Regions from separate parts of the Homo sapiens genome. Here region 2 is linked to region 1. The links are chromatin contacts, found by Hi-C or POLR2A ChIA-PET in ENCODE. All regions are on one chromosome and are shown on one strand. Each heading gives the region's core, a stretch centred on a gene start or an enhancer-like site at or near the end of the contact. The rest is flanking DNA. Distances are from core to core; before and after follow the strand shown. Region 1 overlaps CLVS2 (clavesin 2). Region 2 has its middle 94 kb from the start of CLVS2.

Region 1 (6,114 bases), core at 1,638-4,137:
AGATATCATAAAACTACAAAAAGAAAAGGGCCAAGGGGAATCAGTGTGGAACATAGGAGCAATCTTCTCTTGTCCTGGATGGCGAACTGCCATTCCCTGACATAGAGAACATGAGAATCAAGTGCAACACCTTTCTTAATCTCATTTTTCAGTTTTCCATAGAATCATAAATGTTTCATATGATACCAAACGTACACCAAACAATGCCTAAAACTCTAATCAGCCCATGACACCAGCAGGAAACTCAGGACTGGGGCCACTAATGGGCTACAAGCAAAGTGTGTAGGGGAGAAAATGGTCTATTTAATTGGAGAAAAGAATCAGGATACAAAAGGTGGATAGACTAGGCTATATCTAACAAGATGGGCCTTAATCAATTAAAATAATGTGATTGGAGGACAAACCTAAACAATAGGAGGATATGGATTGGTAAGTAAAGAGACTTTCCAGTTTTAGGAACCCCCATACCAGTCAGTTTTGGCTGCTTGAACAATAGCAACAGTGACAACAACAGCAACCCAAAGAAGCCAGTGAGGTCTATCCTGCAAAGCCAGAACTCTGCAACTTAAATGCAAGTGCCAATACCAGGTTAGATGTTCCCTATTCAGTTATGAATACTGCACTTAAAGGGGGCCACTGATGGGCAGCAGAGCACTCCTCCATGCATTCAACTGGTATTTCCTGAGCACCCTCTGTTTTTCCAGGACCTTCTCCAGGCACTGGGGATTCAGAGAATAAGGTAAACATAGACAATATGGTCTCCTTGAAGCTTACTTTGGGGTGGGGTGCAGATATAAAATTAAACAAAATCAGCAATTTCAAAGGCTAAAAGTGTTATGAAGAGAATAAAATAAAGAAGGGTGATGGACAGGGAGTGACCAGAATGAAGAGGAAACAGAACTGACTAAGACCAGGTGGGTGACAAAGATCAAAAGACTCTTTCGAGGAGCTGACCTTTGATTGGGACCACCCATTTGAAGATGAAGGAAAAGAACATTCCAGGTGGCGGTGACAAGGGCAAAAAGAGAAGACTAATGTGTCTGAAAAGCAGGGGAAGAGGAAGCAGACAGGATACACCTGGAGGAGAGAGGGAGGCAGGGTCAGATCAGGTAGCATCTTGTAAGCCATGATAAGGAGGTGATTGTATTCATTGTATAAATAGCAGTCATTAAAAATATAAAGCTAAGGCCTGCCTGGTGGCTCACACCTGTAATCCCAGTGCTTTGAGAGGCTGAGGCAGGTGGATCACTTGAGGCCAGGAGTTTGAGACCAGTCTGGGCAACATAGTGAGACCTGGTCTCTACAAAAAAATAAAAATAAAAAATTAACTAGTCATGGTGACAGGCACTTGTAGTCCCAGTTACTTGTGGAGCTGAGGTGGTAGCATTGCTTGAGTCCAGGGAGTTGGAGGCTGCAGTGAGCCATGATCACGCCACTGCGCTCCAGCCTGGGCAACACAAAGAGAACCTGCCTCAAAAAAACAAAAATAAAAATAAAAATAAAGCCAAGATGTGACATGGTCTGATTCATATTTTAAAAAGATTTTTGGATTGCCATGTGGATAATAAATTGGGAGTAGGGGAGCAGGTAAGGCTGGAATCAACAAGAACAGTTAAATAATTTTTAGGGGGTGGGTGCAGCTGAGCAGAGTGCAGGTGATGTGTAGAAGATACAGAGAAAAATGTGCTCACGTGATGGGCCACATGAGGAATCATGCCTCAGGCAGAATGGCTGAAGAAAAAGGGCCTCATTAGCTGACAAAGAAGAACACTAGTGGACACCGATGACAGCTGCCTCCAAATCCTTATGTAGTTCAGTTCTGAGAAAGGGCCTCTGTGCCACGAAGGGTAGGCAGGCTTTATGTCAGTGGTGTGAAAGACTCCACATCTCATGCAGTGGAGCCCTCTGCTCCACTATATATAGACTACCTAACGTTGAGGATGCAGTATCTGTTTAACACGGTTGTTGTGAGGATTTATAAATTAATGTAAAAAAAAGACACCTACTTCATGAAAAGTACCTAGTAAATGATAGATTATAACAACTGTTATCATTAGGATTATTTTATTAGAAGAAAACTATTTTAGGGGGAGTTGCTTTTAACCACTTTTGTTTTTAAAAACTTTCAAATAATTTGATGAAATATATGACTTCTCCCCAGAAAATATATGCATGACATATACATATAGTACATTCATACTTACGCACACAAAATTTTGCATACAACTTTTAGCACTTAACAGAATCCTTTGAGAGCCCATCCATGAACCCCTTAGGAGAGCAGAGATCTTGAGAAGTTCTGTTCTAAAAGAAGGGAGTTAAGAAGCCTAAAGTTGGTTTAAATATAAGCTTGCTAACTAGTGGAAAATTAGAGCAGGGAAAATTTCTGGCCTTTCCGTTCTCTCCAAGGAGTTGTGCAGCAGCCTGGAGAGAGGAAATCAATGCACACACATACTAACAACAATCACAACAGAGGCAGCAGCATAAAAGAGACCATCCTGGCCAGGCGCAATGGCTCACTCCTGTAATCCCAGTATTTTGGAGGCCGAGGCAGGTGGATCATGAGGTCAGGAGTTTGACACTAGCCTGGACAAGATGGTGAAACCCTGTCCCACTAAAAGTACAAAAATTAGCTGGGTGCAGTGTTGGGAGCCTGTAATCCCAGCTACTCCAGAGGCTGAGGCAGGAGAATCCCTTGAACTAGGGAGGTGGAGGTTGCAGTGAATCATGATCGCGCCATTGCACTCTAGCCTGGGAGACAGAGCTAGACTCATCTCAAAAAAAAAAAAAAAAAAAAAAAAAAAAAAAGAAGACCATCCTTAAAGAACAGGCACATTACTCCATGAGTCAGAGCTATGGGCAAAGGGCCTTAAGGCTTTCATCAGAGAAGGATGCCAGACATTGGCATGACCCGTTCATTGTCCTTGTATCCTCCCTGAGCTAGGTGAGGGGAGACTTGCAGGGGCTACGGTGCCCATACTTCTGTGAATGTGAAATGAACTGGAGAAGTAATATTTGTTACTGTTATCCAAATGGACCCTGAGCTGTGGTTGCCTGGGAAGTCTGAGAATTACACATCTACTTGTTTGTGACAGAATGCAAACTCAGAGCCAGGTATGCATTTGTGCAATGTCTGACAACTCCCCAGACTATTGATTGAAAGATAAAAGGCATAAAAGTGCTGTGAGAGTCAAAGCAGGTATTTGGACTCTGACTCAACAATGAACTCTATAAAGATTAAAACTGAAGTGAAATACAATGTTTTGTACCAGTAATGTTTAGACCTTTAGACAAAGACTTGGCAGAGATATTGAAAAAGGACCAGAAACTTTGAACACAGTGTTTGAACTGGTGTGTGTGGTTGCTTTCTTCAAAAGAAATCTTACACAGAAATCCAATAAATTGCTTATAGGAGAGTTGCTCCCACAACAGTGGAAATGGGCACTCTCTCTACTCCACCTACTTGGCCTAAGGCACCCCCTCAAAACCTTTGGTTTCTCAGGATACAATTTGAAAACCACCAGATTTGGTGACTTCCAAGGGCCCTGCTAGACTGTCTGTGAATTTGGAACAACACTAAGTTGAGGTTACCTCAAATTACTTTATCTTTTCCTTAATTGACAGATAATTGCATATAGTTATGGAATACAATGTGATGGAAAAATACTGCATGATTTCACTTATATGTGGAATCTAAAAAAAGTCGAACTCATAGAAATAGATAGTAGAATGGTGGTTACCAAGCACTGGGATGAGGCAGGATGGTTTGGGGGGGTGGATAGGGAGATATTCATCAAAAAGTACAAAGTTTCAATTAGACAGGAAGAATAAGTTTGGGAGATCTATCATACATCAGGGTTACTACAGTTTTCAAATATATGATAATAATGTATTGTATATTTGAAAACCGCTAAGAGAATAAATTTTAAATGTTCTCACTATAAGAAAATGACTTTATCTTTGACTCAAAACTCTTAGACATACAATCATAGGGCATAAAGAGTTTTAAAATCCCACCAGAAAAATGTATACAGAAAAACAGAAAGCTTTGAGTTTGACTCAGGATGCCTCTCCCTGCCCTGGCCCAGCCCACTCCCCAGTCTACCTCCAGCATACCTCTTCATGGACTTTGGGGAGAGTTCCTTCTCTACTTCCTTCACAGGCATGCTGTAGGAGTCTACATTGTACTCGCTGTCATCGTCATATTCATGGTCTAGCAGTGTTCTTGCCCATGTCCCCATGTCATAAGGAGGCAGCATTCCTCCAAACTCAGAGGGCAGGATCTCAGGATGAATTAGTTGGTGTAGACTGTTCAGGTTGTTACCATGCAAAAATATCTATAAATGCAAGAAGACGGGAGGAAGGGAAAGACACAGAGGAAACTAAATACCATCTAAATCCTACAGGGGGGATGTGAGGATAGCAATAGCAAATATGAGTTTCGCATGTCTGTTAAAGTACTTTAGCCAGTCATCTACTCTGTAAAACAGGCAGAGCTGGTACTGTTATCCTAATATATCATACCAAAATCCTGAGGCTCAGACACTTTAAGTAATTTCTGGAAGGTCAGAGAGTTATTGGGTAAAAGAGCTGCAACCACAAATTTGGTTTCCTTCTTCATAGGCAGGGACATGGGCAGAATAATACGTACATGCTGATCTGTACATCATCCTGGTGTTAGTTGTGCAAACTTGATGATGTGTATAATGAATGCTGTGAAAACAGACCCTTCTCATAAGGGACTCATCAATTACAGAGCCTATGCAAGTTATTACACCAAAAAGCTGTCACTTGCAAGGCTTTCTCTTTATCATCAATAAAAATAAGAATATTGTAACCACTAAATTACTGTTTTATAATGCAAAGTGGGTGATGTAAATAACCAAAGTAGATTAGCATCGTCATAATGAAAGGCTGAGTGAAGTTCATGTCCCAAAGGACATTATGTTCTGTAATGTTGCCAGTATCTTCTCTACTAAAGATTTCCATACTGACTGTCCAAATAGAAAAAGAAACAATGAATTAAAAATGTAAAGCTGTATGCATACCTTAATCATTTTGTCTATGATTATAGACAAAATGCTCTCCTCATTTTTCCTAAATGGAATCCAGTCTGGCTTTGTCTCTTACCACTGAATGAAAACAACTTTTGTCAAGGTCCTTCTCATTGCTAAATTCAGTATCCAATTCCCAGTCCTTATATATCTTTAACCCTCAGTAGCAATGGGTATAATAGATGACTCTGTTTATTGAAACATTTTCTTCATGCATTTCTGATTTTCTTCTACCATCCTAAATAGTGCTTTAAAAAAAAAAAAACTTGAGGCATATTCAAGCCACATACTCAAGATTTGTTTTTCCATAAACTGCTACCTTTGCTCTTCTTTCATTTCAGTTTCAAAACTACAGATTGGCCTTCTCTGCTACAACACTGTTGTCTCATCTACATTTATATAATATTTATTTCAAAATTATAGTAAGTCATAAAAATAATTTCATTCTTGAGTTCAAGAAGAATAAGCTAACACATTCATATTTGCTTTCTGTACCTTCAGAATCCACTGAAGTAAATACATTGGGAAACAAAGAAAGATTACTCTACAATATCAAATAAAATTAGAAGATGGTAGTTGCCACTTAATAAGCATTTTCAACAAATTATAGAAGAGTAAAAGCAGAAACAGCAGGTCACTGGCCAAAATAGGCAGAGCAAACAGCTGTCTGGAGTACATGACATGAGGCCCACAGGAGGTGGAAGAGGCCATCTGCCCCAAAGTACACCAGGTTAACTGCAAACTTTACACCTTCCCTCTCCTGTCTGAGGGCACAACAGCCAGTATTTATATCCAGGAAAACACATGTGCACCCCTGTGTTCTTCTTATAAGAAGAAATGAAAATAATTTTCCTGTGAAAGTTAAGTTATGGCACATGCAACCCTTATTTTATTAGATATATAACTTTTATTTTATCAAATGGGATCATTCACATAAGAAATCTTCTTCAACTCATGCAAGAGTCATGGTAATAAATCCTTGGAGCAGTCAGTGTAATCCTAGCACGCTACTTCCTCTCTCTTCTCTAACACTCTGTTGCCTCCTTCCGCAGCATCATTT
Region 2 (5,982 bases), core at 1,077-3,576, 34 kb before region 1:
AAAGAATAAATAGGAATCAAATAGGAATCATCCAGTAAAAAAGGTTATTAAATGAAAGACTATTTTAAGTATTTATCAGAATATGAAAAAGCACAGAAAGAAGAAATTATGGTGAAATCAGTCTCCTGAAACTCATGCTGAAAAAGGAAGCCGGGGGTTCCCACATGGCAGTGCTGAAGAATGAGGCTTGTCTGGTAAGCAGGATCCTTCTTATGAGTGTCATTTTGTGCTTTGAAAGAATCTTGATGTTACTATCATTAAGGCCAGAAAGAGTACCAACTCTGACTCCTTGTGTCTAGATTTGCCAGCCTCAAGAGGCAAAGGACAGAACAATGACCTTTCAATGCTCATTTTCATTCCTGAAGATAAAATTACTCTCCTGATTTTCCATTCTCCCATGTTCTGTCTTCTACTTTGATGGCGCTGCCTGATAAATGCACTTCTGATTAAAATATGGCCTTATGAAAAGCAGGTTTTACATACAAGAAAAATGCAGAATAATTTAATAAAAGATAAATAAATGGATAGAGGTGGTTTATCTATATCTGAACTCAGATCCTGTCAGATTCTTTTTTAAAGGCCTCTGCTGGTATTCCACCTTCTAGAGCAAAAAAGGCAACAATGTTACTCCCCACCTCCCCACTCCCACTTACAACCTGCCCCACTTACCCCGCAACCTACTTGCAATGTGCCTTTCTAGTTTTGCCTCCACACTGTCCTCACAAAACCTCACTCTACAGCCATGCCTGATGTGTCACCATTCCTAAACTATACCACAAACAGGCCCTCTGCTATGATTTTGCCCATATTCTTCCCCAGGCTTAGAATGCATTACTTCACTAGTCTACCTGAAAAATGATTTTCTCAGGCTTTAAAATCTATCACAGTATCATCTCTGTTCTGGTCCATTTTGTGTTGCTGTAAAGGAATACCTGAGACTGAGTAATTTATAAGGAAAACAGGTTTATTCGGCTCACGGTTCTGCAGGCTGCACAGGCTGTACACTGCAATCTGCTCAGCTTCTGGTGAAGCTTTAGGAAGCTTTTGGTCAAATCAGAAGGGAAGGGAAGGAAGTGTGTTAGATGGTCAGAGAGGGAGCAAGAGAGAGTGGGGAGGTACTGGGTCTTTAAACAACCAGCTTTCAAGTGAACTCATTGCCACGGAGAGGGCACCAAGACATTTAAGAGCCATCTGCCCCAGTGATCCAAATACCTCCCAGCAGCCCCCTCCACCAACATTTAGGATCACACATCAACTTGAGATTTGGAGGGGACACACATTTAGACCTTATCAAGCTCCTAGCTTCAGCTTTCTGTAATTCTATTTTCATTCCTAACTCTACTTTCAGTCAGGAAAAAATTATTCTTTCATTATTCTTTTCATCATACTTTCTAATTCTACTATTTCTCATGCCACATTACACTGACAGGTGTTTGTGCTTCTGTCTCCCTTATTGGGTTGTAAGGCCCTCACAAGTAAAAGCTCCTTCTTATTCATACTCCTATCCCAGCAACCAGATGGAGACCACCAAATATTACATGCCCAATATATGTTTGTTCAGTGCTGGATTGACTTGAAATTAATCTTGTCACAAGAGAAGCAGTGAATTGGGCTCCCCATGCCCATTGGTTTTATTTGTTTACATATACTACAGAGCAATCAATCAACATTGATTTATAATTCTCCCCTGGGAATTATAAAGTGATTTTTGAAAGTATGGGGTAGTGTGGGGTGATGGTGGTGAACTTGGGTTGTACTTGTAAACAAGAGCCTGTAAGAAAACCTGATGCCTTAATAACTGAGGTGTGGTATTTTCCTTGCATCTATCTGGTGGCTATGTGCCTAATTTCTTTCTAAACATAGATCCTGAGTCTAACAGTGCCATCTATATTTCAAATCCTGAGTCTGTGGTGTTTTTTTCCCCCTCAGGTTTGGGAATACATTGGCGACTATGTCAATGAAGTCAGTGAGCATTGCTCATATTCTTAATGTGAGCCCTGAATATGACACCAGACCTGTGTCACTATGAGAACTAAAAGGAAAGTAAGACTAAAGACTCACTACAATAAACTGCCAGAATTTCCCCTTATCTGCATTTCACTGAAATGAAAAACTGTGCCCCTAGCAAAAATCCATTTCCAGCATGGCAAAGGCATAGGCTCAGCAGCTTCTCTCTATAATACTTTAGTAATGAAGCCCTTCTAGCTGGGAATCACATCCTGTCTGTCTGACTTTCACTTAGGAAAACATGTTTATCAACTCAAAGATGAATCATTGTGGCATTTATGTGAAATGGACAAGCCAGGGCTACATAGTTATTTTCCACTGCTATGGCAGCCTTTCTCTTCTATTTACAGCTGAATCTCAGCCCACTCCTGCTGAATAGAAAGTCTGGGCTCCTTCCAGACCTCCCAAATCTGATTATGGAGTCCTCCAAGGATATATCTGATTGGTATACACTACCTTGAGGGCCAGCTCCAGCTCAGGGAGAGTCTTGCTTCTCTGGTCTAATTTGTGTGTCATGGAGATGTCAGCCACACTGAGTCATGAGCAAACATGAGTTGAAGTACAAGGTGTCCTGAAACTACGCAGGGCAAAGCAGAGTCAGACTTCAGCTTTGCTGTCTTCTGACTCCTGATAATATACAAGAGATTTCAATTATAATGCTTCACGTTGACTTCTGTAATTTCTTAAAAGAAATATCTGTCTTTTGTGGAGCAGTATGTTGCAGTGGTTAAAGATGCTGCTGTGATCTGAATGTTTATGTGTCCTCAAAATTTGTATGTTCAAATCCTCACCCCTAAGATGATGGTATTAGAAACTGGGGTCTTTGGGAGGTTATTAAGTCATGTGGGCAGAGAACTCATGAATGGGATTAGGGCCTTTATAGAAGAGGCCTTAGAGAGACTCCTCTATGGATTGCCATGTAAAGTTAGAGTGAGAGGAGCTGTCTATGAGAAAGCTTGCCATCATCAGTGACTGAATATGCTGGTGCCTTGATTTTGGAATTCTCAACCTCCAGAACTGTGAGAAATAAATTGCTGTTGTTTATAAGACACCCCATCTGTTGTATTTTGTTATGGCATTCCAAATGGACTAAGACAAAGTCCTAGGTTTATCAATCAGAAAGAATTGGATTCAGATCCTGGCACTGTCCTTGAGCAGATTAATTGATGTCACTAAATGGCAGTTTTCTCATCTGAGAATTTTGGCTAATCTTAGTATCCACTCTATAGGGTGGTTTTAAAGATTAAATTGAATAAAATATATAAAAGGCAGAGCATAGACCCAAGTGTAATATAAGGGCTCAAAAACTGGTAGATATCATTATGAGTGTTATATTAAATGTCTTATTTCCATAGTAATCCAATGTTCTTTTAGCTGTCACTATCTTCATTCATTCTTCTTGTTTAGTCATTCCCTTAAGTTTAACTGTCTTCAGCAGGCCCCTTTATCTCAAATCTTCTCTTTCTGTTTGAAACAATCCATTTATCCAAAAGGAATAAAGAAAAAATTTTCTCATGTCTGAGAAGAAGCAGTAATGGGTAACAGTAACATTATTTTTTAAAACTCAAAAACTAGGCCGGGCACGGTGGCTCACGCCTGTAATCCCAGCACTTTGGGAGGCCGAGGTGGATGGATCACAAGTCAGGAGATCGAGACCATCCTGGCTAACACAGTGAAACCCTGTCTCTATTAAAAACACAAAAAAAATAAGCCAGGCGTGGTGGCGGGTGCCTGTAGTCCCAGCTACTCGGGAGGCTGAGGTAGGAGAATGGTGTGAACTGAACCCGGGAGGCGGAACTTGCAGTGAGCTGAGATTGCGCCACTGCACTCCAGCCTGGGTGACAGGGTGAAAGTCTATCTAAAAAAAAAAAAAAAAAAAAAAAACACACTCAAAGACTAACATATCATTAAAATGGAACCCAAAGCCCATTTAAGACCTGGTTGTGCTGTTTGTTTCTGTTTATTTGTTTGTTTGTTTTTTCCTACAGTTTCTAATTATTAACAACAGAAATGGACTTAAATTAGGCAGCTGGGCACTAAACCTTGGAGTAATTACTAATATGCCAGAATTTATAGGGTATTGTGTGAGAAGTAATATAAACAAAGTATAAAACTCAAAACAAAGAAAGCTATTTGTAACAATAGCTAAAAAAAAATCTATTTCTTCTTGCAGACATGACTTATACTTGGGTATTCAGCCATGCTGACAATCACCTGATGTTAGAATAAGGCCATGGGCCACCTGATGCTGCTAGGAAATGTTTATATTAGGAAATCTGATACTGCCAGCAACTTTGCTGAAAAGGCCATTTGGTATTCTTTTAATATCTTCAGTTTCATAGACTAATTAACCTGTCTACTTCTGGTCTTTCATCTATTTCTGGGCTTTCAATCTCATATCTTTTCATGCTGTAATCGCTGTATTTATTTGCTAGGGCTTCCAAATCATAAAATTTCATGCCACAAAATTCCATCCCACAAAATACCACAACCTCATTGACTTAAACAACAAAAATGCATTTTTTTCACAGCTCTAAGGCCTGGAAGTCTAAGATCAAGGTGTTGGGAGGTTTGGTTGCTCCTGAGCTCTCTCTCTTGTGACAGTCTCTTTCCTGCTGTGACTTTTTCCTCTGCATATGCACACCTCTCATGTCCCTTATAAGAAGAACTTATAAGGACAGCAGTCATATCAGATCAGGGCCCCAACCTTATGACCTCATTTAACCTTAATTACCTTTTTAGAGGCCCTATTTCCAACCACAGTCATATTGGGGGTTATGGAACACAATTCAGTCCATAAAAAGTCTTGCAGACTAGTCATTTAATGAGGATCAATCTCTCTGACTCTCTTTAATGGAACTGAGATAGCTAAACACTACCCTATAAGCAGCTTGCACAGAGAACAATGTTCACCTTAAATGGCACCTGGACCTAATTTAACCACATTTTACAGGGCCTGGAAAACATGGACACATGTGGGCCTTTTCAGCAGATTAACAGAATGGCACTTCATCAAAATTATTTAATTGTCAGGACAATATTTATATAGTGGTGGAGTAAGCCAAAATCATGACATTCCTTTTTATAGTGAAATATTTCAAACATACAAGAAATTTTAAAGAATAATAAAATAAAGACTCACATACCCCACCATGCTTCTTGATCAAAACTTAAAAGAAATTAAGATAATTCTTTTTAAAAATATATATTTTTAAAATATGTATTTCTTTTTTAAAAATACATATATTTAAAGGTACTTTAAATTCCTGCTTGATCGTACTTCCTTTTTTCCTTCCCCACAGGTAATCAATTTTTTGACTTTGTTAGGTTGTTATAGCTTTGCTTTATATGAATAGAATGCTCTTTTTCTTATTATTAAATTTTACATAAGTTGCATAATAATATAGGTATCATTTCAACATTTTTTGTACTTGTAGCACCAGTTCTTTTAATTGTTGTATAGCATTCCAGGGTGAAATATATCACAGTGTAACTATTTGTTCTTCCCTTGATGAATGTTGAGATTGTTTTTAATTTGTTAGCTACTACGAATCATACAAGGAGAATTCTACCTAATCTCATTGTGTGCATGTTAAAATTCTCTAGAATGTACCCCTGAGAGTGAAAGGATTCCATATTTCCAATTTTATTAGATATTGCCAAATTGCTCTCCAAAAAGGTGACACTAATTATACTCTCTCCAGAAACCTCAGCAAAACTTGGTGTTATAAAATATTTTGAAATTTCCTAATCTTTGGGTGTGCTATAGTATCATGATGTTACTTTAACTCATATTTCTCTAATATCTAGTGAGCATCTTGTATGGGTTTTTTTTTTGGCAATTCAGATTTCTTATTTTTCTCTCAATCACTTTTTTTTTTTTTTTTTTGAGATGGAGTCTCACTCTGTCGCCCAGGCTGGAGTGCAGTGGCACGATCTCGGCTCACTGCAAGCTTCGCCTCCCAGGTTCACGTC

The links. Hi-C counts contacts between places; a loop is a spot of excess contacts on that map. ChIA-PET counts read pairs that join two places held with the same protein, here RNA polymerase II (POLR2A).
Region 2: a loop to region 1 is called in a map of prostate gland, with 2.0 times the contacts of the local background. The contact joins two enhancer-like sites. A Hi-C loop is called at or near these places in 1 of 168 maps with a recorded cell type or tissue (prostate gland). POLR2A ChIA-PET finds 5 or more read pairs at or near these places in 2 of 52 experiments (MCF 10A and T-cell).

Annotation. Positions count from the first base shown.
Region 1 is chr6:123,054,029-123,060,142 of GRCh38, reverse strand. CLVS2 (clavesin 2) reads right to left here. Exons shown (of 6, transcript NM_001010852.4): 5 at 4,117-4,337. Among named protein-coding and RNA genes, the nearest start is that of CLVS2, 61 kb to the right of the region's middle. Within about 2 kb of position 2,887, at least 2 of the 41 ENCODE cell types and tissues checked have a DNase peak (open chromatin) inside an H3K27ac peak, as active enhancers do.
Region 2 is chr6:123,087,720-123,093,701 of GRCh38, reverse strand. No RefSeq gene overlaps it. Among named protein-coding and RNA genes, the nearest start is that of CLVS2, 94 kb to the right of the region's middle. Within about 2 kb of position 2,326, at least 10 of the 41 ENCODE cell types and tissues checked have a DNase peak (open chromatin) inside an H3K27ac peak, as active enhancers do.